2 separate regions of the Homo sapiens genome follow, and region 2 is linked to region 1. The links are chromatin loops, found by intact Hi-C in ENCODE. Cell type or tissue: PC-9. All regions are shown on one strand. Links, peaks and the distances in the headings refer to the core of each region. The heading gives the core; the rest is flanking DNA.

Region 1 (16,591 bases), core at 5,205-13,204:
GTAAACTTAAGCCTACATTTATAAAACATATTTTTCTTTCATCAATAATAAGTTAATCTTAATTGACTCTATCTTTTATACTTTACAAACTTTTTATTATTTTCTTATTGATTCTGTTGTAATAACATTCAGCTTAAAACACAGACACATTGTACAGCTGTACAAAAATATTTCCTGTTTGTATATTCTTATTCTATATGCTTTTGTTCTATTTTTAATGCTTTCTTAAAATTTTCAATTTTTTTTGCTAAAAATGAAGATGCACTGGGCACGGTGACTCACGCCTGTAATCCCAGCACTTTGGGGGGCCGAGGCGGGCAGATCACAAGATCAGGAGTTCAAGACCAGCCCTGCCAACACAGGGAAACCCCGTATCTACTAAAAATACAAAAATTAGCTGGACATGGTGGCGGGTGCCTGTAATCCCAGCCACTTGGGAGGCTAAGGAAGGAGAATTGCTTGAATCTGGGAGGCGGAGGTTGCAATGAGCTGAGATCGCGCCATTGCACTCCAGCCTGGGTGACAGAGCGAGACTCTGACTCAAAAAAAAAAAAAAAAAAAAAAAAAGATGCAAACACATACATTAGCCTAGGCCTACGCAGGGTTAGGATCATCATTATCATTGTCTGCCACCTCCACGTCTTGTCTTGCTGGATTGTCTATTTCTTAAAAATTGTTGTACCTATTATTTTTGATTGGTTTGTCTTTTAATCTTCCTACTAAAGATATAAGTATTTTACACACAACAATTAAAGTGTTATAGGATTTTATATTTCTCTGTCACTTACCTTTACCAGTGAGTTTTTATAACTTCAGGTAATTTATTGTTGCTTGTTAACATACATTTCTTTCAGAGTGAAGAACTTCCTTAGCATTTTTTGTAACATAGGCCTGGTGTTTATAAAATACCTCAGCTTTTGTTTGTCTGGGAAAGTATTTCTCCCTCATGTTCGAAGGATAATTGTGGTGGATATAATATTCTAGGTTGGAAGTATTTTTTTTTTCCTTCAGCACTTTGAATATTTCATCCTACTCTAGCCTATCCTGTAAGATTTCCACTGGGATGTCTGCTGCCAGACATATAAGAGCTCCTTTATATGTTATTTGCCTCTTTTGCTGCTTTTAGATTAAGTATCCTTTCAGATTAAAAACAAAAACAAGATCCAGTTAAATGCTACCAACAAGAAACTCACCTCACATATAAAGACACACTAAACTGAAAATGAAGGGATAGAAAATATATTCAACGCTAATAGAAACCAAAAAAGAGCAGGACTGTATTTATGTTAGATAAAATAGATTTCAAGACAAAAACTGTAAAAAGAGACAAAGAAAATATCATATAATGATAAATAGGTAAATTAAGCTGGAGGATTCAACAATTGTAAATATTCATGCTCTGAATGCTAGAGTACCCAGATATGTAAAGCAAACATTATTGGAACTAAAGATAGAGACCCCAATACAATAATAGCTGTGGACTTCAACACACCATTTTCAGCACTGGACATATCACCCAGATAAGAAATCAACAAATCAACATGGAACCTAATTTATAGATCAAGTGAATCTAATAGACATTTACAGAATATTTTATCCAACAAATGCAGAATGCACATTCTTCTCCTAAGCACATGGAACATTCTCAATGATAGACCATATATAAGTCCACTAAAGATGTCTTAATTTAAAAAAAAACACTGAAATTATATCAAGTATCTTTTCTGACTACAGTGGAATAAAACTAGAGAGTTGTAACCAGAGAAACTTTGGAAACTCTACAAACACTTGAAAGTTAAACATTATTCTCCTGAATGACCACTGGGTCATTGGAGAAGTTAAGAAGGAAGTTTTTTCAATTCTAGAAACAAATGAAAATGGACACGCAACATACCAAAACCAATATGACACTGCAAAAACAGTAGTGAGAGGGAAGCTTAGAACAATAAATGCCTTCATCAAAAGTACAACTTCCAAAAAACAACCTAATGATTCATCTTAAAGAAGTAGAAATGCAAGGGCAACCAAACTCAATCTTAGTAGAAGAAAATAAATAATAAATATCAGAGCAGAAGTAAATGGGATTGAAACAAACAAAGACAACACAAAAGCAAGTAAAGAAGGTTTTTGGGGGAAAGATAAACAAAAGTGAAAAAATTTCAGCCAGACTAAAAAAAAAAAAAAAAAAAATCAGAGAGAAGACCCAAATAAATAAAATCAGAGTTGAAAAAGGAGACATTACAACCGATAGCTAAGAAATTCAAAAGATTGTTTTGAGCAACTATACTATGAGTAACTATATGCCAATAAATTGGAAAACCTGGAAGAAATGGATAAATTCCTAGACATGTCCAACCTACCAGTGTTGAACTATGAATAACTTTATATCTGGAACAGACCAATAATAAATAATGGGATCAAAGCTGTAATAAAAAGCCTCCTATCAAAGAAAAGCCAAGGACCTAATTGCTTCACTGGAGAATCCTACTCAAACTATTTCAGAAAATTTAGGAGGAGGGAATAATTTCAAACTCTTTCTACAAGGCTAGTATTATCCTGATAGCAAAACCAGGCAAAGAAAAAACAGATAAGTACATGCTACTATTTCTGATGATCATAGATTCCAAAATCTTCAATGAAATATTAGCAAACTGAATTCAACAACACATTAAAAAGATCACTTATCAAGAACAAGTGGGATTCATCCCAGGGATGCAACGATGGTTCAACATATGCAAATCAATCATTGTGATACATTACTTTAACAGAATGAAGGAGAAAATCTATATGATCCTTTCAATAGATACCCAAAAAGTACTTGGTAAAATTCAACATACCTTCATGAGAAAAACTCTCAAAAAACTGGGTATAGAAGGAACCAACCTGATAACTACCTTACAAAACAGAACCACAGCTAGTATTATGCTGAGTGGGAAAAACTGAAAGCCTTTTTTTCTAAGATCCAGAATAAGAGAATGATGCCCACTTTCACTACTTTTATTTCACTTAGTAGTGGAAGTCCTTGCCAGAACAATTAGACAAGAGAAAGAAATAAAGGCATCCGAATTGGAAAGGAATTAAAAATATCCTTCCTTGCAGATGTTATAGCCTTATATTTAGAAAAACCTAAGTACTCCACCAAAAAAACAATTAGAACTGATAAACAAATTTAGTAAAGTTTCAGGACACGAAGTTAACATACAAATTCAGTGGCATTTCTATGTCAACAATAAACTATCTAAAAAGAAACCAAAAAAGTAATCCCATTTACCATAGCTATAGATAAAATTAAATACTTTGGAATAAACTTAACCAAATAAGTGAAATATCTCTATAAAAAACTATAAAACATTGATGAAAGAAATTGAAGAGGACACAAAAACATGGAAAGATACTCCATGTTTATAGAATGGAAGAATAAATGTGGTTAAAATGTCTATACTACCCAAAGCAATCTACAGATTCAGTGCAATCTGTATGAAAATACCAATGAAATTCTTCAGAGAAATGGAAAAAACAATCCTAAAATTTATGTAGAACTACAGAAGACTCAGAATAGCCAAAGCTATCCTGATCAGAAAGAACAAAGCTGGAGTCATAACATTACCTTACTTCAAATTATACTATAAGGCTACAGCAACAGCATGGTACTGTCATAAAAATGGATGCATAGATGATGGAGCAGAATAAACAAAACCCAGGGATAAATCCATACATATACCACAAACTGATTTTTGACAAAGTTGCCAAGAACATGAATTGGGGAAAATACAGTCTCTTCAATGAATGATGCTGGGGAAACTGGATATCTACATGCATAAAAATTAAACTAGACTCATATCTCTCATCATGTTCAAAAATCAAATCCAAATTGATTAAAGACTTACATCTGGCAGGGTGCAGTGGCTCAAGCCTGTAATCCCAGCACTGTGGGAGGCCAAAGTGGGCAGATCACGAGGTCAGGAAATCGAGACCATCCTGGCCAACATGGTGAAACCCCGTCTCTACCAAAAAAAAAAAAAAAAAAAAAAAAAAATTAGCCGGGTGTGGTGGCTCGCACCTGTAGTCCCAGCTACTCAGGAGGCTGAGGCAGGAGAATTGCTTGAACTTGGGAGGAAGAGGCTGCAGTGAGCCGAGATCATGCCACTGCACTCCAGCCTGGCAACAGAGCGAGACTCAATCTCAAAAAAAAAAAAAAAAAAAATAGATTTACACCTAAGACCTTAAACCATGAAATTGCAAAAAGAAAACTTTGGAAAATGCTCTAGGAAATGGGCCTGGGCAAAGTTTTCATGACTAAAACCTCAAAAGCGGAGGCAACCAAAGCAAAAGTAGACAAATGGGATCACACCAAATTAAAAACCTTCTGCAGAGTGAAGGAAACAATCTACAAACTGAAGATACAGCCCACAGAATGAGAAAAAATATTTGGAAACTATTCATCTGATGATTAATAATCAAAATATGTAAAGAGCTCTAACAACTGAATAGCAATAAAAAAAAATCTGATTTTAAAATGGGCCAAAGATCTGAATAGACATCTTGCAAAAGAAGATATAAAAATGGCCAATAGGTATATGAAAAAATGTTCATCATCACTAATCATCAGAGATATGCAAATCAAAACTACAATGATATATCCTCTCAACCCAGTTAAAATAGCTTTTATTAAAGAGACTGACAATAATGGATGCTGGTATGGATGTGGAGAATGGGTAACCCTCATAAACTATTATTGGGAATGTAAATTATTATAGTCAGTATGGAAAACAGTATGGAAGTTCCTCAAAAAAGCAAAAATAAAACTACCACATGGTCCAGCTATCTCACTGCTGGGTGTATATTCAAAAGAAAGGAAATCAATATATCAAAGATGTATTTGAACTTCTGTGTTTATTGCAGCACTATTCACAATAGTCAAGATATGGAATCAATCTAAGTGTCCATCAACAGATGAATGAATAAATAAAATATAGTACTTATACATAATAAGAGTATTATTCAACCATAAAAAGAATGAAATAATATCTTTTGCAGTACATGGATGGAACTGGAGGCAATTATGTTAAATGAAATAAGCCAGGCACAGAAAGATAAATATTGCATGTTCTCACTCATATGTGAGACATACAAAACGTAATTTGAACTTGTGGAGATAGAGAATAGAATGAAGATTACTAGTGGATGGGAAACCTAGTAGAGAGAAAGGGATAAACGGGATGGTTAATGGGTACAAAACTACAGTTTGATAGAAGGAATAAGATCTAGTGTTTGGTAGCACAATAGGGTGACAATGGTTAACAGTAATTTATTGTACATTTCAAAATCATTAAGAGTGAAATTGTAATGATTTTAACACAAAAATTATGAATACTGGATGTGAATGATATCCCAATTATGCTAATATCCATTACACATTATTTTGTTGTATCAAAATATCACTTTTACCACATACATAGGTACAACCATTATGTATCCATAATAATTAAGAATAAAATTATTTTTAAAGAATAAAAATGACAAAAAACTTTAAAAGAATAAAATAACAAAAGTATAATATATTGAATACGTAACACAGTATCATTGTTTTTATTATCAAATATTACGTACTTTACATAATTGTATGTGCTTTGCTTTTTTTTCTTTTTTTTTTTTTTTTTTTTGAGATGGAGTTTCCCCTTGTTGCCCAGGCTGAAGTATAGTGGCATGATCTCAGCTCACTGCAACCTCTGCCTCCCAGGTTCAAGTGATTCTCCTGCCTCAGCCTCCCAAGTAGCTGGGACTACAGACTCCCACCACCACACCTGGCTAATTTTTGTAGGTTTTAGTAGAGATGGTGTTTCACCATGTTGGCCATGCTGGTCTCGAACTCCTGACCTCAGGTGATCCGCCCGCCTTGGCCTCCCAAAGTGCTAGGATTACAGGCGTGAGTCACTGTGCCCGGCCTATGCTATACTTTTACATGAGTGGCAGCATAGTAGCTATTTTTATATCAGCATCAACACAAAACATGTGAGTAATGTCTTATGCAAGACATTTTGACAGCTATGATGTTATGACAGCTATGACATTATGACAGCCATGACATCCCTAGGCGATAGGAAAATTTTGGCTTCGTTATAATCTTTTGAGACCACCTGTGTTTATTCAGTCCACCATTGATTGAAACATCATTATTCAGTGCATGACTATGGTGTATTAACTTCTTATTCTCTTTCATTTCTTATCCTGGTTTTGACTTTTATTTTGGAAATTCTCATAATTACCATCATTTCTTATATCCTTCTAACTCTTAATGTTTTGCTCTTGCAGTTAAAACTCCCTACTTTCCCTCATCACTTTTCGCTTTTAAGCTTTAATTTGTTACTTTTCCCAACTGAAAATTTTCTATCATCTTCTTTGCTAATCTATGTCTTTGTTTTCTTTGAGACTCTTTTATTCACCCTTTCTGATGATGGTAATTTTATTCATTTTCACAAAATTCATTGCAGGCTCAATGTGTGCTAGGAACTGGGCTAGGTGCCAGGAACTTGATGACTACTTTTAAAGTGTCTTTGGCATAACAGAGTGTCAGGAGAGAAATACACACACACACACACACACACACACACACACACACACACACACATGTATATGTCTCATATATATGAAAGATATGTATATATGTGTATATATGTATATATACATACATATGAATATATATACACATAGATATGAATATATATACACATAGATATGAATATATATACACATAGATATGAATATATGTGTATGTGTGTGTGTGTGTGTATATATATATATATATATATATGAGAGAGAGAAGTAAGAGAGAGAGACAGGTTCTCAGTCTGTCACTCAGGCTGGAGTCCAGTGGTATGATCATAGCTTACTGCAGCCTCAAACTTCTGGACTCAAGCAATCCTCTCATCTCAGTCTCTTGAGTAGGTGTACTACAGGCACACACCATCATGCCCAGATAATTTTTGTATTGTTTGTTCACACAGGATTATGCTATGTTGACCAGGGTGGTCTTGAACTCTTGGGCTTAAGCGATCCTTCTGCCTCAGCCTCCCAAAGTGCTGGGATTACAGTCGTGAGCTCCTGTGCCCAGTCTGAGAAATAATTAAGAAGTACAGTAGTCTTCCTGAATCCACACTTTTCCTTTCCACAATTTGTTATCAATGATCATCGTGGTCCAAAAATATTGAATGGAAAATTTTAGAAACAATCAATAAGTGTAAAATTGTGCATCATTCTGAGTGACTTGATGAGATCTCATTCTGTCCTGCCCAGGATGTGAATCATCCGTATGTCCAGTTTATTCACACTGTAGGTGCCTGTTAGCCACTTAGGATCCATCTCAGTTATCAGAAGGACTTTCATGGTAATTTGGTGCATGTTTTCAACTCTTATGTTACTTAATAATGGTCCCAAAATGCAAAAGTTATGAGGCTGGCAATTCAGATATGCCAGAGAAAAGCTGTAAAGTGATTTCTTTAATTGAAAAGATGAAAGTTTTGAGTTAATTAGGAAAGAAAATTTTATTGAGGTTTCCAAGATCTACTGTAAGAACATACCTTCTATTTGTAAAATTGTGAAGAAGGAAAGAGAAATCTGTGCTAGTTTAAGCTGTCACACCTCAGACTGCAAAAGTTACAGCCACGGTGTGTGATAATTGCTTAGTTAAGATGGAAAAGGCATTAAATTTGTGGGTGGAAGATATGAACACAAATGTGTTCCGATTGATGTCATTTGGGTTTGGTACTATATGTGGTTCAAGCATTCACTAAGGGTCTTGGAATGTATTCTCCTGAGGTTAAGGGGGCCTACTGTACCTATAATATAATGTGACAAGAGCCATGGTGAAATGAAAAGTTTAGAATTGTTAAGGGGTGTCTGGGAGCACAAGGAAGGGACCTGAACTCAGACTGAATTCAACAAGAATTTCTGCATATGAATTCAGCAAAAGGGAGGTGAAGAAGTTTTTTAGGCATGTGCAAAACTCACCAGGTATGTTAAAAAACGTCCTGGAAGAAATTTTCCAGGCATGCACAAAGACCCAGAAGGAGAAAGAAAATATGTGTGCACATGGCACTTTATTAGTATTGCAACTGATTCTTTTCTACTCAATCAGTATTTATGTTACTTTCTGTGAACTTACGAACTTAAGACCTTTCTGGTGTTTATATTTGTATGGATTTTTTGTTATCGTTTAAGAATAGGACTTCTCTATTCCACTTTCATCGTAATTTACCACATGCTATAATTCAGCTCATAGATAATGGGTGCTTTATAACTGTTATTGACTAATTTCAGTGCCTGGGGCAGGTCTGTAAATATATTTCCAAGTTTGTCATAATGAGTGAGGATTGATATGTGTGTTGGTCCTTTTAAAGTGAAGTAAGAATGTGATGATTACAGTGTTTTATTGGCAAACATTCAATTTCAAGTTACTGTTGGTAAAGTATGTAGCATGGTGTGTATATATATATATTACAGTATGCAATTGCTATAGGCAAAGGGTTATTCTATTCTGGAGCAAACCACAACCCAGATTTTAAATCAGAGGCTCCTGGCATTATAAAGAGAGAATGGGTTTTCAATGGTCCAGCTCCCTCATAGAAGAAACTGAGACCTAGAGAGGTAATAAATGAAAGAGACAACTCCCAATTGCAATCAGAAATTTTTAATGTCATGTTTGCCTTTATTTCTAATACTTTTGAGAAAAACTGTTGTTTGACATTTCTGTACTTTACACAACTTATATAGTCAATTTTTACATTAGTAAGCTAGCACACATAATATATAGATTTTTTCAAATTAAAAAGCAATGGATTATAAAGAAAGGAGCTTGAGCTTCATATACATATATATGTGTGTAACTACAGCCTATATATATATATTAGCTGCAGACTAATAAAAATGTTTTTATATATTATATATTTGAATATAATAATATGTAATTATTACAATATTAAATATATAATATATAATTTGTAAAATATTAATATATATGAATATGAATATATATTTATATTCATTTATTTACTAGTCTAACTACAGCCAAAGTTAAGGATTTCTAGAGGGAAGAAAGTGGAGATTGTTTTTTATTCTAGGTGCCTTATGGGGGACAAAGCTTAAATAAATTGCCTTAATTCTGTGATATCTTTGCTTTCTCACATACAAATGAATATTTAAAGATACGTCTCCAATTTGTTGCTCTTGTTTGCTGGGAATTATTTTTGTTGAGTCACAACAGTTAATCTAAGTTAATATTCACCATGCTTCTATTCAAAAGGCAATGCAAATATCATGACTCTCCTTTTACAAATGAGGACCTTGAGGCAACTCAGGATTAGGTTGAACAGTTTTTTTCAGGTCTCTCAGTTAATAAGTTGCATAACTGATGTCAGTACATGATCTGGGACATCAATGCTGCAGTTCAGCATTCATTCCACTCATCAGAAGAACAAGAGGGAGAGAAGGAAGAAGAAGGAAAAGGAAGAGGAAAATTAGAAATTGTTTTTTGTTTATTGTCCATTATTCACAGTGTTTAGCACAGCCATACATTAGTGTTTTCAATCTTCGTACTAATCATACATACTTCATACATACTAGATATTATTCTATTTTATAGTTTAGGAAACTGAGTCTCAAAGAAGTTATATTCTTTGCTTACAGTCACACAGCAAGTATTAGAGATAATCCAAAACTTGTCTTCACACTGCTGCACAAAACTGACTCTGAGCTGTTCCTTATTTCCCTATGGTTTAAAAAATAAATGTCGTGTAATACACTTTAAATTTGATTTCTGTAGGAAAAGTAGATTAGAAACACTCAAAAACAAAGAAACCAAACTCTGTGAAGCTTGGTGTACTGGTAATATCAATGCTCTTTTAGGGGAAAATATAAATATGTTTCTGGACTAAAGTGAAAGTAGAGAATTAAAAGTTTATATCAAAACTGAAACAAAGCAATGTTTTGTGAAGTACACTTTAATAGCCATACAGTGGATCAAAAGATATGATCTCACTTCATAGTAAAACAGGTCCTGCAAGCCCAGGTAACTCAGGAAGCAGAATGGTAATTATTCACAGAAGAAAGCAGGTAGTATACTGTTACAATACTACAGTAGAAAGTCAGAAGGTCACAAAGCTTGCAGGGTAAGTGACACAACTTGAAACTGCTTGGCCCTCTTTAAAAAGAAATAATAAAATGGGAGAGAATGAAGCAAGTTTACCTAACACGTCTTTGCAAGGTAAGTACCAACAGCCTATGAACTTTTCACTTTTCACAATCAGAAACTTAAGCAGTGTTGATTACAAAGTCTGTGTGTTTCTGTGTATGCACACACGCATCCCTGCATGCATGTTCAGGTGCCCTGGCCCTGTTTTTAAGGTGTTTTCTGCGAGCGAGAAAAGAGGTGGAGATTGTTGATTCAGAGGAAGCATGTTTTCTCAGTTGTTTACAAAGACTCAGGCAACACAGAATCACAAATTTGGGGGACCCGTGGAGGGTATGGAAAGCTTTATCCTTAATCCCCAGTATAATGTTGGAGAAATGGTATAACCAACTTCCAGTGCATTTTCATGTTGGACCTTTTCCAACATTAACAGAACCTTGATTTTTGTCTCTACCTGTGGAGTGTTTATTGGTAATTAAGTTTTGCCATCTCTGGAGTTTACCAGCTCAGTTTCCCTGTAATTAATATAACCACTTTTTAAAAGGTAGAAAACAGGGGAACATGGGCGAGCCTATCAGTTAGGAGGCTGTGATTTATTTCACAGGTGTTGCTTAATCAGATACCTTTGTCCTTTGAAAGGACTGGCTTTGTTGACATTGGCTTGACTAGGCATCTCTGGTTAGAGGCTTGTTCACCGAAACAAATTTAAGGTCGCTCACATTTCACATTTTTGGGTAACAAAAGTTATTTCTTAAAGAAGAAAAAGAAAGTAGATATTGGGCCTAATCAATATTTGTTATAGACTTCTAGAATACCATGAGATCACATAGATCTGCATGATCCTAAAAATATATCACCTATTTTATAGTTAAATTATATTTTTCTTTCATTTCTTTAATCTTTTCTCTACATAGCCTGCTTAAGAATCCCCGTATCTTTTTTTATCTCTGTATATTTCCTAAAAATCTTTCTTGAAATACTGTGTAAAATGCTACTATAAAGCATTTTTAATTTAAAAGATTAATTTCAAAAGTCATGTAATAAATTCTATTGAAGAAAAACAGTAAGGTAAAAGGCTCATTTAGCATAATGAGAATCATTTATTTCTATGTGTCTTATGGACAAATGGTATTATGTACAAGATTATAACATATTCCTTATTTGTCTCTAATATTTTTCATTGGAAAGTATATGGGAAGCCTCTAGTTTGTTCCAATTGTGCATATGATAATGATTTTACATTAAATGTTTATTACTGTTTGGCAACCACCTAAATAGCCTATTCTAGGCTGTGTGGGTGCATCACCTGTCTGTATTCAGCGATCAAAATAAACTAAGGAGTAACCAGGCCTCTTTCCATTTCACTCATTATCCCTCTTTGTGTTAGGATCATGGGTAATATTTTTTTAATTGAATCCCAGATTGTGTATACATTTTGTTGTTGTTTCTTTCTTTTTCTCTGGTGCTTTTTATGTATATTATGTTTCTGGTAATACATATGTTTCACTGTGTAAGGATAGCCTTCCCTTTCCCCTATCCATATATATGTATAAAACTACAATTATTTTCAGAATTATTAATCAGAAAACCATGCACAAAATTCAACACAAGTGATATAGTAAATAATTTGAATGGTGTGCTTTAAGTTCAAGAACAGTGTGCCTAATCTTTAAGCCTTTTGTAGTTGGGTAAAACTTGTGAAATCAGTTATATACTAGGGAGTTTTTGTTTGTATACTCTGAAAACTTTTCAATAAAATATTTATTCTCTTCTGATCTTATTCATGTTTAAATGTATCCTTGGTAGGTCTGTAAATATTTCAGATCTATCTTCTTGGAGTATTGAAGTGCTTCCCTACCAGTTATATTTGCATCAAGATTCTTAAGAGCACCTATTAATCAAGTGAGGGTTAAAAAGAACCGATGGTAGTTCAGTTGTTGGTTTCGTTTCTGGATTTCTTTACATTATAAAGGCAATGGAATGCCTTAACATTTTTCTGTTGTCTGTGATACCCTGTCCAAAATCTGAAATTGAGTTTCAAAATGACCAAAGTGAATGAAAAGTTATTTTCTAGTGTTCAATTTCACCTTTGACTTAATGACATTTATAAAAAATTCTGAGGTTCTTTCAAATAATACTCATTGTCAGCTCCACTTACAAACGGATGTTCTTTAGTGGAAATAACTATGTTAAAATAATATGTTTTGTATATTAAACATGTGGATGACTTACGTGTTTTGACTATGAGGATAATATATTATGTAGATTATCATTGGAACTCCATCAAGTGCTTTGAATAATGATTTTCTAAGGCCATGTATCTAGATTTTCTAGATTCACTGAATGATCTCTAGTTACAATTTGAAAGGCTAGCCATAGATATTATCAATGATTATTCATCACAGTGCTTTTTCTGTACATCTCTGACCCAATTATACTCTCAGGGGGTTAGTTGCATGTGCCCTGGTTAGTGGAGCCCATATGCCATTAACATTTAGTGTTTCTGGTAGTATTGAGAACCCATTTTTTTTTTTTCCTGAATAAAAGTGAAGTTATTCCAAGGTTATCTTGAGCTGTGTGAACAGATTTTAATTAGCTTTTCAAACATAAAAAGGAATCTCCTCTTTTAGTCCCAATGACAAGGTAACCCCAGCGGAGAATTGTGTAAAGCTATCATACATGAAGGTTCATAATGTCCTCAGGATTCATAAAATAAATTATCTAGGTAAGGAGAGAATGCTAGAATTTTTTTCTAAACGTTGCAAATATGAATAAAATTGTACAAATAATATGGCATAAGGAATAGGGGTAAGTGCTTTCTAAGCATTGTTATTTGTGAAGGGAAGGATCATTTTTCTTGCATAATGCCTGCAAACTCACCTGCACCACTGAGTGGCACTCTATCACTCCATCAGTCTGTAACAGGAGTAGAGGGAGGGACATGGCTGGGAGATGGGAGGGTGACAGCTCCCTTCCTGGAAGGGAACTACCTGGAATATGCCTTAGGCTAAAGTTTCTTCAGAGGCCATCCTTGAACGTATAAGGGCTTCTTACCTCTTCTCTGCCTCGAAGGATGTCCATTTCCTACTTCTCCCAGGATTCTTATTAACAGAGTAGGTCCTAGTCAGAATTGGAAAATGGGGAAAGAATCTATCAGCATCCAGCTATGTGCTTCACCTGCTGAGCTCCTGCTACCTCAGGAATCCAGTTTCCATGAGCTTTTAACATGTTCTTTCTCTCCTTTTCATCTTTAGTCGAAATATATTCAAGGGCACCTTCCTCTTTGTAAATAATATGATATACTAATTGGCCCTTGAGATAATTGAATAAAAAGTATTTCTGAGTTTAATGCTGGGACAATCTTGTGAGAGGAGGAATCTTTAAGTTACGCCTCCCTGGGCTGTTTAATACACTTGGCACTCGTGCTGCCTACCAGCTGCCTGGATGTTTTGAGCGTTTCTAATAATAGCTCTCCTTCTACTTCAGTTCTTCTTAGTTCTCTAGCTCTAGGAAATCCCTACTCTGAAGGCTACAAAACAGTAGAACTCTGGGGGAAGATGTTCCAAGTACAGAGGAGTTGGCTGGATCCTGAGGAATGCAGAGCTAGCTCTAGATAGCAACCAGCAGGAGATAACTCTTCAACCCACTGAAGGAGAATTTTGCCATCACAGTTAGGAAAAAATAATCTTCAGAAAATTAACATTTTCAAGCTAGAAGATAGTCTCAAGTCCAATGTTTTTACTTTGTAGAGTAACAGAGATCCTATGAAGCTAGGAAAATTGTTTTTGGTTTCACAGAAGCCATTGCCAGAGGCCACGTCTCTAACCTGCTGCTCAAAACTGCGTTTGCTGCAGTTTTACGGAAGAATTTGGTGCATTATTTTCTAGAGTAATTTACTTTCCTATTTCTAATGGAGAAAGCAGTCTTAGTAATGTTTTCCATATTGACGTCTTTTAGTTTCTATATTTATGGTCTTGAAAGCATTGTCGAGTATTCAGTGAGCTTATTATGGAACCTGTCCATCCAGGCTTGGGTTTTCTCTTTACTAAACAAAAGTTACATTAGCTTGTAAGACATTTAGTTAATTTTCATTACAGCTAGGAGAAGTTGGCTTGTAAGTTCATAGGCACATGTATGGAATGTTTCTTCATAATAGAGTCATTGTTTAGAAATGGCACTAATTCTATTTAAAATAAGTAAAAGAAAAAAAAAACAACTCTAGGCAGGAGGAGCCTTAGTGTCTATGCTTCCAAGTTGCAGCCTGAGGGTAGTAGTACTTTGTACTCCAACCTGTTATACTGGTTTGGTGTGCATGCTTACTTTCTGTGGTGGGAAAAATATCTCTGTATTCATCATCAGAAACCATGACTGTGAGTGCCTTGAAATCTTTGTGATGCCACAAAGAGGACTAACCAGTATGTGACTCTTCCTTCCCAGCCTACAGAACTTTAATAGCATTTTCAATTAACAGAAGTGCAAGGAGCTCCTGTTGGACCTGTGTTCCATGAGGAAGGCTTTCACTAGCCCTTCATGATAGGTTCAAACACTTGAAGACCTGAGGAATTTCAGAGTTGACATTTAGATATTGAGGTAACAGGACATCTTGGAGTTGAAATTTCCAGAATCTTTGCTGGAAAGTCTCATAATCTCAAAACAAAATCAAGCAAATTTGGAGCAAAGAAAGTTGCTGAAAATGTCAAGGCATGAAATCCAAGGTGAGTCTGACCTAAATGAGTGAGTTAGGCAAAGGTGCATGTGAAGATGGACTGGGTACATTTTCCAGGTACAAGAGAGGGTCTTTGCAGCAGGCAAAAGAGATTAGGAAAACAAAATCTGAAGTAAAGCCTAAGAAATAGTTAATGAAATCAACTAACTGAGCTTATGAGCTAATTTTTTCTTTGTCTTTCTAAGTGGAAGTGGAATCTTTACCTTATTAGAAATAAGATGGCAAGCAGTGTACTTGAATAGAACGTGAGATAAAGGTGGTCAATGACATGGTACTTAGTTAAAACCTGCTGTTGGAGGAAAAGCCAATTCTCAAACACTTTGAAATATGGAGTTTGTTCCTGGAGTTTGTTTAATCCCCTTTGATTTAAATAATATTTTATGGTACTGAAATTGTTTCAAAGGGAAACATTTTACATTTCAATTAAAGTCACTGTAAAATCTTCTTGAAGAAAAGGTGATACATAACTACAGGATGACTTGATTGTTTATACGTTATTATTAATCATGCAATAAAAACTTTTCCATCTATTTAAAAGTTTGAATCTGTTTTTGAATTTTTCTTTGAACAAAAGATGCAGTAATAATCTTAAGATTATAAGTATATAAATGTAATTATTACTTTGTATGCTATTCTCTGGATTTTGGAAGGAGTTTAAACAAATTTAGCTAATTGAGTAGGACAGTAAGCCAAACTTCTTTGTATCACAGTTTTTTGGGGGAGGACTATTAACCAAACATGTATTTGATTTATTATTGGAAAGTATTAGACTTGATATATAAGTGAAGAAATAACAGGTGACTGCAAAGATTGCAAAGAAGATGTTATTAGGATGACAATACACAAAAGGGCATTGAGCTTCAGTTGATCCCTTGAGCTTCTAATTACTCTTCAGGAAAAGTATGTGTCAATAGTTTTATTTGACAATGCTATTTTGTTGCTCTGGTGACAGATATGTTTAACCATCTGCATAGTCGAACACTTCGGGAGGCTCTTTCATAAATGCTTTCTGTAATTTATATTGAAAAGTAATTTACCTGCCTCTTTAAACCCCTGATTAGTGTAATGCAGGTTGTATATTGTGTCCAAAAAAAAATAATAAAGTTATAAAATCCTACCAACTAAAAAAGTCGAAAGAGAAATACTTTGAAAAGTCAACTGCTAAATTTAATGCAGTTTATAATGAACATGCAAAAGGTGTGCACGTATGCTTGTTAAACCATACAATCAACTTTACCGTGTGACTTGAAACTTCAGTGAAAGATTCATTCTGAGATCTGATTAAACTGCTGAAATCCATTCAATCTCTTGATTCCTTTGTTCTCTCAAAAGTAAGCTCCTTTGAAAACAGGTCATGAGAAGAGAGGAATGAAGGATTATTGTACTTTATCTTCCTCTTTATTTATGACCTTTAATGCAATCGTAGACCAGCCTATCTTCCATTAAACTATTGATAAATCTTGAAAATTTCTCCATCACATCCACATTTCTTCGAGGGAGCTTTCAGAGATGGAGAAATACACTGCCTCAAAAGGTAGACATTGCTTCCATTCTTGCTGATTCTTGGTATTGTTATAACACAGGGATGTAAATAAGAAATTATAGAGGAATCTAGGAATTTATAGAGGGTTTCATAGAAGAGAGATGATTTGAAATTTCCTTGGCAGTTTGATAAACTGGAA
Region 2 (16,591 bases), core at 3,334-11,333, 890 kb after region 1:
ATTTCTAATTTTGCTTTAAAGACAACAGTATTGGTTCTTGCAAAATATAGTAATTAAGAAAATTAATCCTTTATCACAAACCCTTATAGCAGAGCGCATCTCCCCATGATCTTTTTTATCCTGAATATAAACAAGCATTGTACCTAGGGCGGACATGTTCCTCCTCTTACTTTAGGAAATGTTCTGCTCTCTCTATGGAGTGGCTGTTCTTTCAGCACTTTACTTTCTTAATAAACTTGCTTTTGATTTGCACTGCGGACTCGCCCTTAATTTTTTCTTGTGTAAGATCCAAGAACCCTCTCTTGGGGGTCTGGATCGGGACCCCCTTCCTGTAACAGTGGTATAGGTGATAAAAAAGTATGGAGTCAAGGAAGTGTAGCATGTTTTTATTTTGATGACAGTGATCTAGTGGAGAGGTAAAATTTGCTCACACAAGAGAGTAAAGGGAGAATTGCTGGACTGATTTTCTTAATTAGGGGAAGCACAAGGATTGAGGACTTCACATTAGTTAGGAACTGTCATAGTCCATTCAGGCAGTTAAAACAAAATACCATAGACTGGATGGCTTATCAACAACAGTAATTTATTTCTTACAATTCTGGAGGCTGAGATATCCAAGATCAAAGCATCAGCAGTTTCGCTGTTTGGTGAGGGTTCACTTCCCGGTTCAAAGATGGCCATCTTTTTGCTATTAACTTCACATGGTAGAAGGGTTGAGGGAGCTGTCTTGTGTTTCTTTTAAAAGGGCACTAATTTAATTTTTTAGGGCTCTGGCCTCACGAACTAATCAATTCTAAAAGATCCTACCTCCTAATACCATCACTTTAGGGGTTAGATTTAAACATGAATTTTGGGGGACATAGCATTCATACCAAAGCAGGAACACAGTAGTCCATCCATGAAAATGTGAAGGGAGGCAGAACACACAGTAGATGGGTAAATTTGCTGTTGAGATTCCTTGGCAAGTTTCTTTAGATTAGAAAAACATAAAATAGCTGTTTTTTTTTTAGGAGGGTAAGAAAGTGAAAAACCATGAAAATATAACTTTTTTGGGGCAGAATTAAGAACCCAGAAGAGATACATATTATAAAAGAGATAATTCAGCATAATTTTTGATTTTTTCCAGCCTCCAGAGGGAGATGCAAATGTAGGGGAGAAAAGAGCTGTTTCCTCACTTATCACTAGGTTGATGGTTGAGACACCTATAACAAAAGACACATTAACAAGTGTGAACTCAAGATATCTAAGATAGGTCTCAGTCAACTTAGAAAGTTTATTTTGCCAACGTTAATGACGCACCCATGACATGGACTCAGACATCAATTAATATATGTAATATATGTACATTGGTTTGTTACAGAAAGGCGGGACCACTCAAAGGAGGGAGGGGACTTCCATGTCATAAGTAGATAAGAGACAAAAAGTTGCAGTCTTTTTAGTTTCTGTTTAGCCTTTCACTCAATTCACAATTTACAGGAATAGTCGCTTATGCCTTATCTGGTTTAGTGAAAAAGTATGGCAAGGGAAGCCATCAGATATGCATTTGTCTCATGTGAGCAGAGGGATGACTAAGTTCTGTCTGTCCTTGTCCACAAGGAATTTCCTCGTCAGGGAGGTATGTAGCTTGTTTTCAATCTTTGTAGCTATACTATATAGAAATAGAATGGGAGGCAGGTTTGCCTGACACAGTTCTCAGCTTGACTTTCCCCTTTGGCTTAGTGATTTGAAGGTCCCGAGATTTATTTTCCTTTCACACAAGAGAAAGGCATACGAATTTATATAATGTAAGTTTTTTTGTTTGTTTGTTTTGTTTGTTTGTTTGTTTTCTGAGACGGAGTCTCGCTCTGTCACCCAGGCTGGAGTGCAGTGGCGCGATCTTGGCTCACTGCAAGCTCCGCCTCCCGGGTTCACGCCATTCTCCTGCCTCAGCCTCCCGAGTAGCTGGGACTACAGGCGCCCACCACCACACCCGGCTAATTTTTTGTATTTTTAGTAGAGACGGGGTTTCACCGTGTTAGCCAGGATGGTCTCCATCTCCTGACCCCATGATCCGCCCGCCTTGGCCTCCCAAAGTACTGGGATTACAGGCGTGAGCCACCGCGCCCGGCCCTATGTAATGTAAGTTTTGCATGACACAGGAGCCTTCAGAAATGAAAACCCAAAGAAAGAGGGAAATGTATGTATTTTTATGCTAAGTTTGATGAAGAGTTCAGAAGTATGATTAGAAGACAAAAAGATATGATCTAATTGTAATAAGTTGGGGGGAATTCAGTAAGATCTCTGTTCAGATTATTCTCAGTGTCTGTATCTCTTTGAGGACAAGGATGTTTCTTTTCTCCCGGTGTAGGGAGGGTATCTCTGGAATAAAAGTTTTATGTCTTACTTCAGAGGAAGGTCAGACAATTCCAAATCTTTTTTTTTTTTTCAGACGGAGTTTCATTGTTGTTGCCCAGGCTGGAGTGCAGTGGTGCTGCGCGATCTCCGCTCACTGCAACCTCCTCCTCCCGGGTTCAAGTGATTCTCCTGCCTCAGCCTCCCAAGTAGATGGGATTACAGGCATGCACCACCATGCCCAGCTAATTTTTGTATTTTTAGTAGAGATGGGGTTTCACCATGTTGGCCAGGCCCTTCTTGAACTCCTGACCTTAGGTGATCTGCCCGCCTTGGCCTCCCAAAGTGCTGGGATTACAGGCATGAGCCACCATGCCCGGCCCAGAGAATTCTTTTATGGCAGGCTTCAGGGGAGAGGGCCAGGAGAAGGTCAGAGACAAGGTCTTGCTTCTATTGCTTCCTCAAATGCCAAGGTGCCATATTTTGGGATAGGGTGTCCTGAACCCCATCACAGGCATAGAACAGGCAGAGTTGGGTTTAACCAGGGCTAGACCTTTTCTGAGAGAAGGACAATGAACTGCATAGGATAAAGAAAACTGGATGTACATAAAGGATGTATGTAATGAATGCATTATGATGGACCAGATGTACGTGAAGGATGTATGTAATGAATGCATTGTGATGGACCAAAGTATCTTAACTGGGGTTGGAATAAAGTGAGGTTACGAAAGGAGTGAAGGGTAGTGAAAAGGAGGTAGGACCAATAGACTTCATGTCATAGTGAGATCGAAGAATTGACAACACATGAGCTGACAAGGCAGGAGGTGGTAGTCAGCAAGTTGGATTCGTGAAAACGAGATCATAGAAAGAGTGCAGACATTGGTAAGGACAGCGTCCAGGCCAGTGTATGACCATGAGAGTGTGGCACATGGTTGCTAGAAGAAAAGAGGCTAAGGAAAAGAGAGTATCTCTATGTGGATATTGACATTGTAAAGAATTAAGCTTTTTGTAAGAGTGAGTAATGATGAGTCAGGAGGTAAAAATCTTCAAAGAATGAGTGGTGATCTAGAAGCACCTCACATTATTCTTCTAGGGTTGGTGGTACAAAAGCACAGGGTGAAAAAGCACTGCTGCCTACGACAGCTAAAATGCAAGTGATATCATTAGGGGAGAACCAGGTTTCAACTAAAGCAAGAAGGGAAAGAAAATATTCTCAGAATAGGCCAGGGAAATTAATAACCCTTTCTTTAATAGTTATACCTAAGCGTGTGTCATCACAGGAGGAACAAAACAAAACAGAACTGCAATGATTCAATGGAGATTTTCACTCCAAGCCAGACACCTCTATATCTAGATGAATCTGCCCCTAAAATCCAAGGTTCTCAAATGGATGAGCCAGGAGTACTTTGGCTTCTTACAGTTATATCAGACTTCTACCCAAGATGAAGAACTTTCTCTGGTTATTGGTTGTTGCATGTGCTTAGTTTTCTTTGGATGTGAAATTCCTTGGGTCTCCCTGTCACTTTCACTGGGAAAGGTGAGGCCAGACTTGAGATGTACCCATATTAGAAAAAACAAGCAAAGCAAAACAAAGTGTAACCAAACAACATAAGCAAAAATATTATTTTACCATGTCCTGTGTGTGACTGTTTGATAAAATTAATAAAACCTGACACCTTTAAACTATACATTTTTATATTTTACTTTTTGTGACTTAAAATAATCATGGTCAAAGATTATTCAAATAGTTGCTAAATTGTAGGCATCAGTTCTATTTTAGTTATGCCTTACTTCTAAAAATGGAATACAGTAAAGGGCTAATGTGTGAATAATGGAAACCACTTATCAATACCTAAATACATATTGCAGTTTTAACTTTAGCTACAATGCTAGATAAGTTCATTAGCTAAACAGAATTCTTGTACTGTGTTAAATGAAACATATAATTTTACTGCTTAATACAAGCTTAAATTGTTGATATTTTTCTTATTTTTATGACAATTCACAGTGATTACTATTAATTTCTCAATTGCAGTGAAAAAAAAAAACTGACCTTCAAGGCTGAACCAGAAAATACTGTTTCTCCTTACTGCAAACAGTATAAATATGAAGGTCTCTGAAACCCAATTGCATTTTCAACGGTGTAATTTTTACCACTTGACAACCAGCCATCTTGTTTATTTATTACGCTAGTTTACAGTAGCAGCAGACCATTCTCAACCGTTCTCACAACCACCAGAAAGAAGGATAATTTACCAGTGAATAATTTGTTTGGGTTGATTTATTGGATGGTTCTTGAAAGCTCACTTTGACTGAGTAACCTTGGCTCTTAATATTTGGTCAATGCCAAGCACATAATGGAGAATGAATATTTATTTGTGGTATATGGAGATATAGTGTAAATAGTGATGGATAAGATAGCTGATATACTTCAGATGTATTAATACTTGTGACAAAAAATGAATACAGTTGTCCCTCAGTATCCATGGAGAATTGGTTCCAGGAACTCTCTCAAATACCAAAATCCATGAATGTTCAAGTTCTTCATATAAAATTATGTAGTATTTGCATATAACTTGTGCACACTATAGATCATCTCTAGATTACTTATAATACCTAATGCAATGTAAATGCTATGGAAATTGTTGTTATACTGAATTGCTTGGGGAATAATGACAAGAAAAAACAGTCTGCATGTAGTAGTACAGAAACCATTTTTTTCCACAAATATTTTCAATCTACAGTTGCTAACTGTATGTCCAAAAAATGCATTTAGAATGCAATGGTACTAGTTTGCAGGGGCAGAGGAAGGTATCAAAAACAAATAAAATACAACCCTACCCTTGAACCTTAGAGCAGACTAAAGAGTAAGCGCATAATAATCTTACTAAATTTGATGCTCCTCACCTTACCCACTTCTTAATGTCTAAAACAGCACTTTAAAACAATTAATGTCTGCGTAATTCTGATGTTTCTTGCTTAATATATGCTATTTTTCTTCATCAGATTTCTTAAATAGCATTATCGTAAAGACTTCATATGACCAAATAAAGTAAAAGTAATTTTCATTTGATCTAGCTAGGTACACATTTATTTAGTGCAAGCCAGACTCAGCAGGAAACATAATTTTGAACTGTGTGTCTTATTGCCACCTCCTGATTATCTCACTAAATGTAAAATAGTTGCTGGCAGCGTTTCCTCCTGTTCTTTGAATAACTGACAATGAGAATTTGGTCTGACTTTTTTCTTTTTTTTTTCATTAGCTCTGATAATTCATTAGCGTCAATCACTTCATTTTGGAAGAAAGGATAGTATTTCAAGGTGATGATCACACTAAAGCAAGCATTCCGTGTCCTGTTAGATTTGTAGTTTCAATTTTTAGGTGTCACTTGGTTTGTTTTTTTTTTTTTTTAATCAATTGCAAATGATTGAGATCTATGTAATATGTTTTTTTTTTCTAAAAATTAAAAAGTGAGTTTCCCAACTAGCAAAATTAAGTTAAGCACCGTACAGTTTGCCTGAGTCTATTTCTCAGCCCATCTGTCTTCAATTTTGATTTAATTACCACCAATTCCAGCTCTGGCCTGGCCAGTAGATAATGAAGTACACTGGGTCCTCAATCCTGGGCCCTCCCTCAGAAGTCCAAGGCAGCCTGACTAAAATCCAGACAGTTCCAATAAAAGATTTTGTTCCTGTGGGAATTCTGTATCATGTTAGATTTCTAGCAGTTTGATCTGAGCTGGCATTTCTAAAACTTACCTTTTTCATTTGACAAGGACGTAAACTCTAAAGCATTCAATGAGAAGTATCTTACCTTGTTTGCTCAAATTAATAGAGAAGTTTAATAAGAGGTTGGCCATCCATTGGGGGCAAATTCCTAAAAATACATTTAGTCTCAATCCCCATTACATTTTTATATAGACTGACTACATAACCATATTAAATTGGTTCCAGGAACTCTCTCAAATGCCAAAATCCATGAATGTTCAAGTTCCTCATATAAAATGGTGTAGTATTTGCATATAACCTGGGCACATCCTCTAACACACTTTAGATCATCTCTAGATTAATATCAAATGCAATGTAAATGCTATGTAAATAGTTGTTATACTGAATTGGTAATCCACACTTAGTTCAAAAAGCTATTTGAGGCAGCTGGCTCTTTAAGGCTGATTGTCTCCCCATTGTCAGAGTATGTCTTCAAAACTAGTTTTTCTTTCCCACCATTTCTCTTTGAACTCATATTTATTATCACCTAATGTCCCTTAATTATTATCCTAAGCACATTGTTCCTTTTTTCCTTTTGTTTATCTTCTGTCTCACAATTTGGTGCTATTCACACGGCTTCCCATTGTGATCATCATTTCCTTCTCCATTCTGAGTACTTCATGCAAATTCCTTTGAAGTTTTCTTCTGAGTTACCTACATTTTATATGTGACACTACATTGATTGAAATCTGTGAGTGACTTATTTTTCCTACTCTTCCATCATAGTAATGGCCTATTCTATTGTAACATTTTTTTCCCTAAGGTGTATTTTTTGGATAAAACCCTGTGCCCATGACAGAATAGTACCATAACCCATTATTCTATGAGTGTTTCCTCACTGGCACACTTATAAAAATGTTTGTTGGTTTCTTTGTGTAAAAATACTTTTAATCTTGGCTTGTAACAGAACATAAAGTACCCTTGCCTTCATATTAATCAATTTCATTTAAGCCTTTTTTTTTTCTTTTTCAGTTTCCTGGTTTAGCCAATACATAATTAGACTCACATGTGATATTAAATATACAATTTCAACTTTCTGCCTCAGGAGAATGATAAGAATAAACTCCACCTGAATTTAATTCATTCAGGAATGTTTTTGCTCATATTTCCCAAGCAGTCTGTAGCCAGATCATGCAGTCACAAACGTAACCCAGTGACAACATCTATAGGTCACAAAAGAGCCCATGGTTATATTTCTAAAATAAATGGACAGACAATTTAGGGAACCCACTACATGCAGTGAGTTGGAAGTCTTATTAGATTTGCATCTGCAGTGGCTACCTGGATTATTGGATAATCTTTAGAATTTAGAAATCTGTTGCTTTTTTTTTTAAAGTAACCAGTATAATCCATCTAAACCTATCACTTCAGTATCTTTTGCAATGAGATTTCTATTTCATTCAGTTTAGCTATAATTATCCATTGTTTTCTGGCATTTTTCACCCTTAAATAATATCTTTTTATCTATGCATTATCAAATCAATGTTAGATTATTTGAGTATCAATAGCGCAATCGCTCTCACATTTTTTCACTACCTGAGTTGTTTGTTTAACATCTTTAAATCACCAGCTGAGATGATTCATTGTGATTCATACTAAAAAAAGCAGCATGAAGAATAGAAAATGTATGATAAAAAGGACTACTGTTGCCCCTGGCTGAAATCATATTGGCAATTTCTTTTATTTTCTTTAGTGATACCACAAGGTGTTTTTAAGATGACATTAGGTAATATACATTTTCCCCCAAAATAATCTTCTACTCTTTTAACCACTGTATTATGCAGAACATAAATCATACTTTTTCTTGTCACTATAAATCAGTGAAGTCTAAGCTATGATTGTGCAATTGTTAGCACCTTTAAAACTGTGGTAAGCTCATCCATAGGATAATAGGTTCTGGGAAATACTATTAAAGAAAAAGCTTACATTTGTTTGATATAAAAATGTTGTTTTAGAGGATGACCAGTACATTTCACTTTTAATTTAAAATAAAATTGAATACGCCTTTAAAAATACAGCCACAAAAAACACAGAAAAATTGAAGTAAACTAAAATTTAAAACTTGTTGGAGTAGGAAAGTCCAAAGAGATCATAATGATAAGCAGTAAAATCACTCCTTAGAATAGGAAAATTATAGACTGGGCATGGTGGCTCATATCTGTAACCCCACCACTATAGGATGCTGAGGCAGGAGGATCACTTGAGGCTAGGAGTTCAAGATGAACCTGGACAAAAGAGCAAGATTCCATCTCTGAAAGAAAACTTTAAAAATTAGCTGGACATGGTTGTGCAAGCCTTTGGCTGTAGATACTTGGAAGGCTGAGGTAGAAGGATCTCTTGAGCTCAGGAGGTCATCCCTGCAGTGAGCTTTGATTGTACTACTGTACTCCAGACTGGGCAACAGAGCCAGACCCATCAGGAAAGAAAGGGGAAGGGAGGGGAGGAGAAGGGAGCGGAGGGGAAGGGAGGGGAGGGGAAGGGAGGGGAGGAGAAGGGAGAGGAGGGGAAGGGAGGGGAGGGGAAGGGGAGGGAGAGGGGGTAGGGGGAGGAGGGGGAGGATGATGGGGAGAGAAGGGAAGGTTTTAAATTTTTCCAGGAGATTGGGGAACAAAGTTAATACCCAAGAGTTTATGCTAAGTTGAAACTAATTGTCTTAGTTCATTTTGTGCTGCTATAACAGAATACCCAAAACTGGGTAATTTATAAAGAACAGAAATTTATTTCTCACTGTTCTGGAGGTTTGGAAGTCTAAGATCAAGGAGCTGGCAGGTTTAGTGCCTGGTAAGGGCCCAGTTTCTGCTTGTAAGAAGGCTATATCCTTTGGAGGAGGGGAACACTGTTTCCAACATGGCAGAAGAGGGGAAAACAAAGAGAGAGAACCCACTCCTGAAAGCCACTTTCTAAAGGCATGAAACCCACCCATAAAAGCAGAGCCCCCAAGGCCTAATGGCCTCTGAAAGGCTCCACCTTCCAATGCCATTACACTGACAATTAATTTTCAACATGAGTTTTGGAGAGGACAAACTTATCCATAGCATACATCAAGTTATTTAATACCTCAGGTAAAATGTAGTTTGTGCTGATCCCAGGTCCCGGCAGGTTACAGCATGTATAAATTCAGTGGATACAGTCGTTACTGTAGTTAACGGCCTTACGCAGAAGTCTTAGAAGCTTTAAATGGATAAGCCATTATAAAATGACTTTGAGCTTGTGACCTGCTGTTGGAAGGTGTTTTAGGATCCTGTATCAAGGGTGTTCAGAAGGAATAAGATTTCTGGGAAGAAGTTTGTCACTTTAGAGGCTACTCCACAAAGCTCCATATATTGTGTTAAGTTCCTTACATTTGTTATAATATTTTAACTTACTTCTAGCTCAACGAGCTGAGCTGTGGATTAAGTCCAATTTAGAGATTAAGACACTGAGCCTCAGAGGAGTTTGTGTCTTAACCAGATGTATAATTAGTGGGAGAACTGGGGCTTGAATCTAGGTCTATCAGATTCCAAATCCCCTCAACCTCTCTGCTACACCACATTGCCTCATGAACTGTCTTGAGGGCAGGATGCTACAGGATGATCGTTGGCTAGAAGGCAGAAGATTCCCTGAGCAAAAGGCTTTTGTTTTCCCCAGAACATCTTAGAGTCTTTCCTAAATTGGCTTGTCTAGGTCTCAATATCTATTTTGATATCTATTGACTAACATTTCTCTCTCTCTTCTTCTCTCCCTGCCTCCACCCCTCCCTCCTTCCTTCTTTCTTCCTCTTTAATTAATATTAATACTTCTTACAATATCCAGCTCCATTCTTTCCATAACAAGCCAGAAAAATGGGAGGATTTGGATTGGAGGGAGATTTATCCTCTACGATAGTGAGGACTAAGGGATGAGGCTGGAAAGACATTAATAATGTTTAAAAATGGAACACTCTCCCTCAATTGCTTTAATGTAGATAACATCCCAGAACTTTCAAGAGCTCATTTAAGATGTCCTGGATTTTTAGGCAGTTTCATGATCTATCTCTCAAGGTTTACTTCTTCCCTGGACACTTGTCAGATCATTCTTATACACAATGAACTCTTCAGTCATCCTCATGAGCATTTATTTCATGTGACAATTATTGTGTGTTTAGATGTATATGTACATTTCTAACTAGATCAGGAATTTATTAAGATTAAAAATTTAATCTTCTATGTCTTTGCTTCTTTCTCAGTACTTTTAGAATAACATATAAAAAAGGACTCAATAAATACCTACTGAACACATGTATTTTACTTTGAGATGAAGGGAAAAAGAATAAATGCAAACTGTTTTTGTTTGAAATTTGTAAGTTAATTTCATTTGTCTCAAATAATATCAAGATAGTTTCAGTAGACAGTCAACTATATTGTATTATATTAAGCTTGATTTTTAATATTTATAATAAATCAGCATGTTCTACCATACTATAAAAATTTATTAATGGTTAGCGTTTCACCAGGAGCAGTGATCTAAAAGAATCCTTTTTAAAGTTCACCGTTTAATTCCTTTATCCTTTATATTATTTCTTTCCTTGTTCTTCAGAAGTTTGAGATAGCAGCCCATGGGGAAAAATGGCACCCAATTTGCAAGCACAGCAAAATAAAATTAGAAATCCTTATTAAAGTATATATGAGAAGGAATATGGAATATGATACATTGGGTTGGAGGGGCACAGGTTGAAGAAGTGATAGAGAGTAACATCTCTGAGAAAAAAAAAGTCAGTAAAGCTGTTACAATATTTTTTCCATGCCTTTAAAAAATGGGTTTGTAGTAACTTGTGTTGTTTGTGTGCTCTAATAATACAAACTTGCGTAAATAGTGATTTATGCACTTAGAAACTTACATGATTATTTTCTCCAAGGAAGCTGAAGGCCTGTAGTATTAAGTAACTTATTCATGACCACACTGATAGTAATTAAGTAAACCATACTGTAATCTATCTTTTGATATCCAGTCTTTGGTGTGTAAACTCCATGTGTATAATTTAAAAAATAGTTGTATTAACTCGCTCTGAGAGAAATATCTAATTTCCAGTTAATTTTCTTTGTTTAAACGTACTTATTATTTTTTAAACCCGTACTATGAACAGCCTCAGTTTGTCCTCTTTTCTCTGAAATTCACCGTGCCTTAAGTAAAGTTTTATATAATCTTAAGTTTTTATGGGGTTTTTGTAGGGCATATTTTATTTCAATTTAGTTTAATTTAACTTATCATTACCCTACAATAGCCTCTTTTCTTTTAAATATTTTTCCTTTATTTTGCAACTATAATGGATTTTTAGTAAGAAAGTGAAGGAAATAGCATTTGTTGATGCTCATTATGCACCAAACATCTCCCTGAATGATTTTGTAGACATTGTTTAATATAATAATACATTTCAAAAAAGACATCTCATAATTCAACATTCACTCAACAAATTTATTAATAAATGACTACCATAAAACAGATATTATGCTACGATCTGGGAATACAAAGAGAAATAAAATGTATTTTCTGATTACATAGGGTTCTTTCCAATCAGAAAGAGTAGAGAGACAGGGCAGATAAGGATCAAAATATTGCAGCTGCTATGATAAAAGTATATAAGTTAATTATTCATTGATTAAATGGTACAACTGGCACTTTTAGGTGCTAGGGAAATGGCAGTGAATAAAAGACACAAACCTCTCCCTTCACAGAACTGATATTCTAGTAGGGATCCTAAGAAGCATAAAAGATGAATCATTTGGGGTCACAAAAGCTGAAGTAGGAAAGGTAAGGTTTCTTTCTGGTCTTATTTAAAAGAACAAGCAAGCTCTAATTGGCAGAGAAATGGCTACTAGAAATCTTTGGAGCATCATTTATATATCAAAATGATTGAGTAAACATTGAAAATAGAGCTACTTTTCAATTTGTAACCTCATACACTTGAAGTAATGCATACAGTGTGTTGTGAGTGGCTAGTTTCCACTATCAGGGTCCTTTCTGGAGCTAGCCAGTTCCTGAAGCTGTCAGTTCTCTGCATCTGTACTACCATGAAAGATAAATTCATTTAAAGCTAAATAAGGTAGAATGATACAATTTGTCTCACTTGATTCGGTAGTAATGTGTTCAATTCTGTAATGTACTTTAGATCAGAACAGATTTTTCTTTCTTAAATGGAAGACTCTCAAGGATGTCGAACTTGTTTTTTCTGTTGTTCAGTCTTTCCAGCATAATCTAAATGTGCTGTATCCATCTTATTGTTTCCTTGTGCAGAGATATTCCCTTGAAGTTATCTATACATTAACTTTGCTGAACCATCAAAATTTAGGACAAACTATTTTCATAAAATGGCATTGAGTAAATTATTCAGGAGCTAGATTTTCTAAATGACTTAAAATACCCATTCTTGCAACCTCATTTTGTTGTGAAATCAAACAAGATAATTAATGAATCTGAAATGCACTTTGAAAACATCAAATGCCAAAACCTTGTGAACTCCTATAATTGATTTTATTCTTACTGTTAATTTCAGTGAGCAGGGAGCTACATATTAGCCTCAAGCATTATTTCTCCTTCTACCACGATTTTTAACTAGATTGTGGGATATTGAAAATTAGCAAAAATGACTATGTTCTCTAAGAACATTTCATGTAATCCTACCTATGAATCTCTTTGTAGCCCTTATAAAACTACTTATCTCTTTACATAATTTTATTTGTTATCAGATTTTTTTTTCTAAACATACTTTATTGAACCTACTTTGCTTATTTAGTAAACAATTATTGAATTTCAACACGGTGCTGGGCACTAAAGACATTGACATGTAAAACAGTCTCCATCAAATGAAGGTGAGAATAAAAAATTATCATTTTAGAGGTTGGCAATTCTATGACAAACATATTTAACGTATCAGCTATACATCTAACCTAGTTTTCCTTTTCTTAGCATATCACCTCTCTGTAATTTTTCTTAAATATGTATAGAATAATCTGAGTAGCATATTGAAATGAAGATTCTTGGCTGTGCCCCTAGAAAGAATCAGTAGTTCTGGGAATCTGCATTTTCATAAGGACCAAGTATTACGGGAACTGGTAACCCTTGGACTTTACTTAGACAGAGTCCTTTTGTGATGTTTCCCTTTTGCCCAGGACTTCTCATAGTGAAGGCCTCAGGAGGCCTCCATTCTTCACACCATCTGTCTGTCTCAATATCATCCTCTCAAAACTGCCAATTTAGGTTATCCAGCTCTACTTTCCTTCATTACCTTGACTTGAAGTGATCCTCTGTAGTGATATGCCAGCCTTGTTGAAGCCAGTTGTACCTAGTCTGCTGAGAATGATACCAGTAATTGTTGTCTCACTTAAAGCCTGATTCTAATGGTGAGATATCTGGAAGAAGATGTGAGGGAATGCCCCTCTCATGACATGATAAGAGAGTGATTTTTAAAGAAGGTCTTGAATCACATCAGCTGAGAACTGCTTACCTGTGGGGACATACTGAACAAGTATTAATCATTTAATCCTCATAATAAATCTATGAAGCAGGTACTATTATTACATTCATTTTACAGATGAGGGCACTGAGGCTCAATAACTTTACCAATATCACATAGATACTAAGTGGTAGCGCAGGGATTTAAACTCAAGTGGACTGGCTCTAGAGTTCAGCGGACAACTATACTAGTGTTGCCTTTCTCTTAGTCAAAGGTATGTCCTGTGGAGCCTTTGCTACCACCATTCCTCTCAGAATGACTTTTAGTAAGTTACACTAACAATTGGAAAAGAAACAAAGACAAACACAAACCTCCAAACTAAAACAAAACAATGCAAACACTACATAAAATAGTTTTTAGTGTATTTTTAGGTCAAAGATATATATCAACTTCACATTACAGGACATTTCTAGTAAAGAAAAAAAGAACCCAGTAGTCACATGACAACATATAGTAACATATCTCAGGTTCTCAAGAGAAAAGATCACAACTCGGTTTTTATTTTCTTCCCTGAAATACAGTTTACTCTCTGGTGAACATAAATTTTTGAGTCAGAAAGATCAAACTTCTAATTCTGTCCTGTTATTTACTTGCTTGATAACCTATGACAATTTTCTGACCTTACTTAGTTCTCAGCTTCTATGAAATGTATGTGACAAGCAAGTTTTGGTCAATATTAAAGACATAGTGCCTGGAATATAGCAATCCTTCAGCAATCGGTACAGTACCTATTTACTGTTGTTATTATTATGAGCAGTGATAAACTTAATTTAGTAAAATATAAAAACAAGTTGAGACAGAATGCTTTGGGCAAAATAAATATATTCTCAAAGTTCAAAGTTTACTTGATGCTGAATCTTTTTCCTTGGACAGGTAAGATTCAAACACATATACCCTTGCTTTTGTCAAGTGACAAAAAAAAAGAGAGAGAGAACTGTCAATGACAATTTCCTCTTCCTTCTTCAGTGGTCTGTCTGGCTTATAACTTAGATTCCTGATTGGAAAATGCTTATTTTGCTCCCTTGAGAATGTCTCTTCTGAGATGGGCTCATTTATCTTCACCAGGTGATCAACCCAACACTCATCAACTGTTAGCCATGGCGTTACGCCTGCGGGAGAGTGCTGAACTTTTTCAGTCTGATGAGATGCGACCTGCTAATGATCCCAAGGAGAGAGCACCCATCCGCATCCGGATGCTGAATGACATTCTCCAAGACATGGAGAAAAGCTTTCTGGTAAAGCAGGCACCACCAGGTTTTTATAGGTAGGATGCATGTCTCAAAAATTATACTTTTTGCCCTACATTAAATGTTTATGTTTAACTTTCAGAATACATACCTTCTATGAACATAACAGTAGTGTAAAAGAAATTATAAAGCAGTTACTCATTTGAGGAACTTCCCCCTCCCCCAAAGAAAAATTAAACTGCAGAAATATAAAATAATGGAAACTTGGCTTAGCAGCAGCACAGAAAAAATGAGTAAGAAGTTTCTTACATTAATTTCAATATGAGTCAAATATGATATGGCCAATGAAAAAGCAAATGGAATTATAGGTTGCACTGAAAGAAATACACTTTCTTGACCAGATCAGGGGATAGACCCATGCTATTTTTTCCTGCAAAGATCCCATCTAGATTAATAAGTTTAATCCTGGAAACTACATTTTATGTTGGAGTTCAACAAGTTTAATATTTAGGGGAAAGTGGGATTTAGATCGATGTTGAAACAACTGAGGAATTAGGCTTGTTTGGTTGGAGAGTCACATGGAGTGCTTTCTGAAAACATTTTAACAATTATATGGAAGGTGGATTAGATACAGACTCAGAGGATACTATGAGTACAGTATGGTTTTGTTTTTGAAGTTCCTTATATAGTAGAAGATAAATGAAGAAAACATGAAGTTTAAAAGATTATGGTACCCATCAATCATCATAAAACCACGTCATTAAAACCACAATGAGAAACCATCTTACACCAGTCAGAATGATTATTATTAAAAAGTGAAAAAATAACAGATGGAGAGAAAGCAGAGAAAAAGTAATGCTTATACACTGTTGGTAGGAATGTAAATTAGCATAGCCTTTATATATACTTGGAAAACAGTATGAGATTCCTCAAACAACTAAAAATAGAATTACCTTTCAACCCAAAAGGCTAATCTCTTGGTATCTACCCAAAGGAAAACAATTTTTTTATATCAAAAAGATACTTGCATTCATATGTTTATCACAGGACTAGTCACAATGGTGAAGTCATAGAATCAACCTGAGTGTCTATCAACGTGTGATTGGATTAAAAAATGTGGTATATGTACTCTATAGAATACTAAGCAGTCATCAGAAGGAATGAAATCATGTCTGTCACAGCAGCATGGATAGAGCTGGAGGCCATTATCCTAAGTGAAATAACTCTGAAACAGAAAATCAAATACCGCATGTGCTCACATATAAGTTGGAGATAATAATAGATACACATGGACATACAGAGAGAGATAGACACTAGAGACTGCAAAAGAGGGAGAGTTGAAAAGTTGTTATATATTGGGTACACTGTTCACTATTTGGGTGATGGGTACACTAGAAGCCCAAACTTCACCATTACATAATATGTCCATGTAACAAACCTGCACATATACCTCCTGAATCTCTACAAATTTTAGAAAAAGATTATGGCATATTTAAACAGTTTTTATTTAACTGATAATTCTATGAGACACAACATACAAATACATACTTTTCTGTTTAATATATACATATATAATATGTGTATTTATATGACATATTTAATGTATGTATATGTGTATATATAATATACATATGTATATATTTGTGTATATATATTTTTTATATGTGTATGTGTGTGTTTGTGTGTATGTGTATGTATGTATGTATAATTTTATGTAGTGTGAAAGTCCAAATTTGTGGCCCTTTAAGAATGAAAGTTCTGGGCTAAACAAACAGTCCTCCTACTCCATTCTTCCCCCAATATCTCTTTGCCTCCTGCTTCTTCTCATGATACACCC

Evidence for each region. Hi-C counts contacts between places; a loop is a spot of excess contacts. Peaks named below come from ENCODE experiments on the same cell type or tissue, not always from the same donor. Only the 100,000 strongest peaks of a DNase experiment are listed, where the experiment ranks them.
Region 2: it touches region 1 in a loop (3.0-fold over the local background); 2 of 110 quality-filtered maps call a loop at or near these places.

What each region holds. Positions count from the first base shown.
Region 1 is chr3:174,849,193-174,865,783 of GRCh38, forward strand. NAALADL2 (N-acetylated alpha-linked acidic dipeptidase like 2) reads left to right here and starts at 10,142. Exons shown (of 14, transcript NM_207015.3): 1 at 10,142-10,258. The coding sequence starts at 10,216. In PC-9, for the core only: a CTCF peak has its summit at 13,069; DNase peaks (open chromatin) are centred at 9,399, 10,089, 10,799 and 13,139; H3K4me3 peaks cover 2,578 bases; H3K27ac peaks cover 2,930 bases.
Region 2 is chr3:175,740,588-175,757,178 of GRCh38, forward strand. NAALADL2 (N-acetylated alpha-linked acidic dipeptidase like 2) reads left to right here. Exons shown (of 14, transcript NM_207015.3): 13 at 14,633-14,831. Among named protein-coding and RNA genes, the nearest start is that of NAALADL2-AS1, 27 kb to the right of the region's middle. In PC-9, for the core only: no CTCF peak of the experiment used is centred there; DNase peaks (open chromatin) are centred at 3,354 and 7,684; H3K27ac peaks cover 473 bases.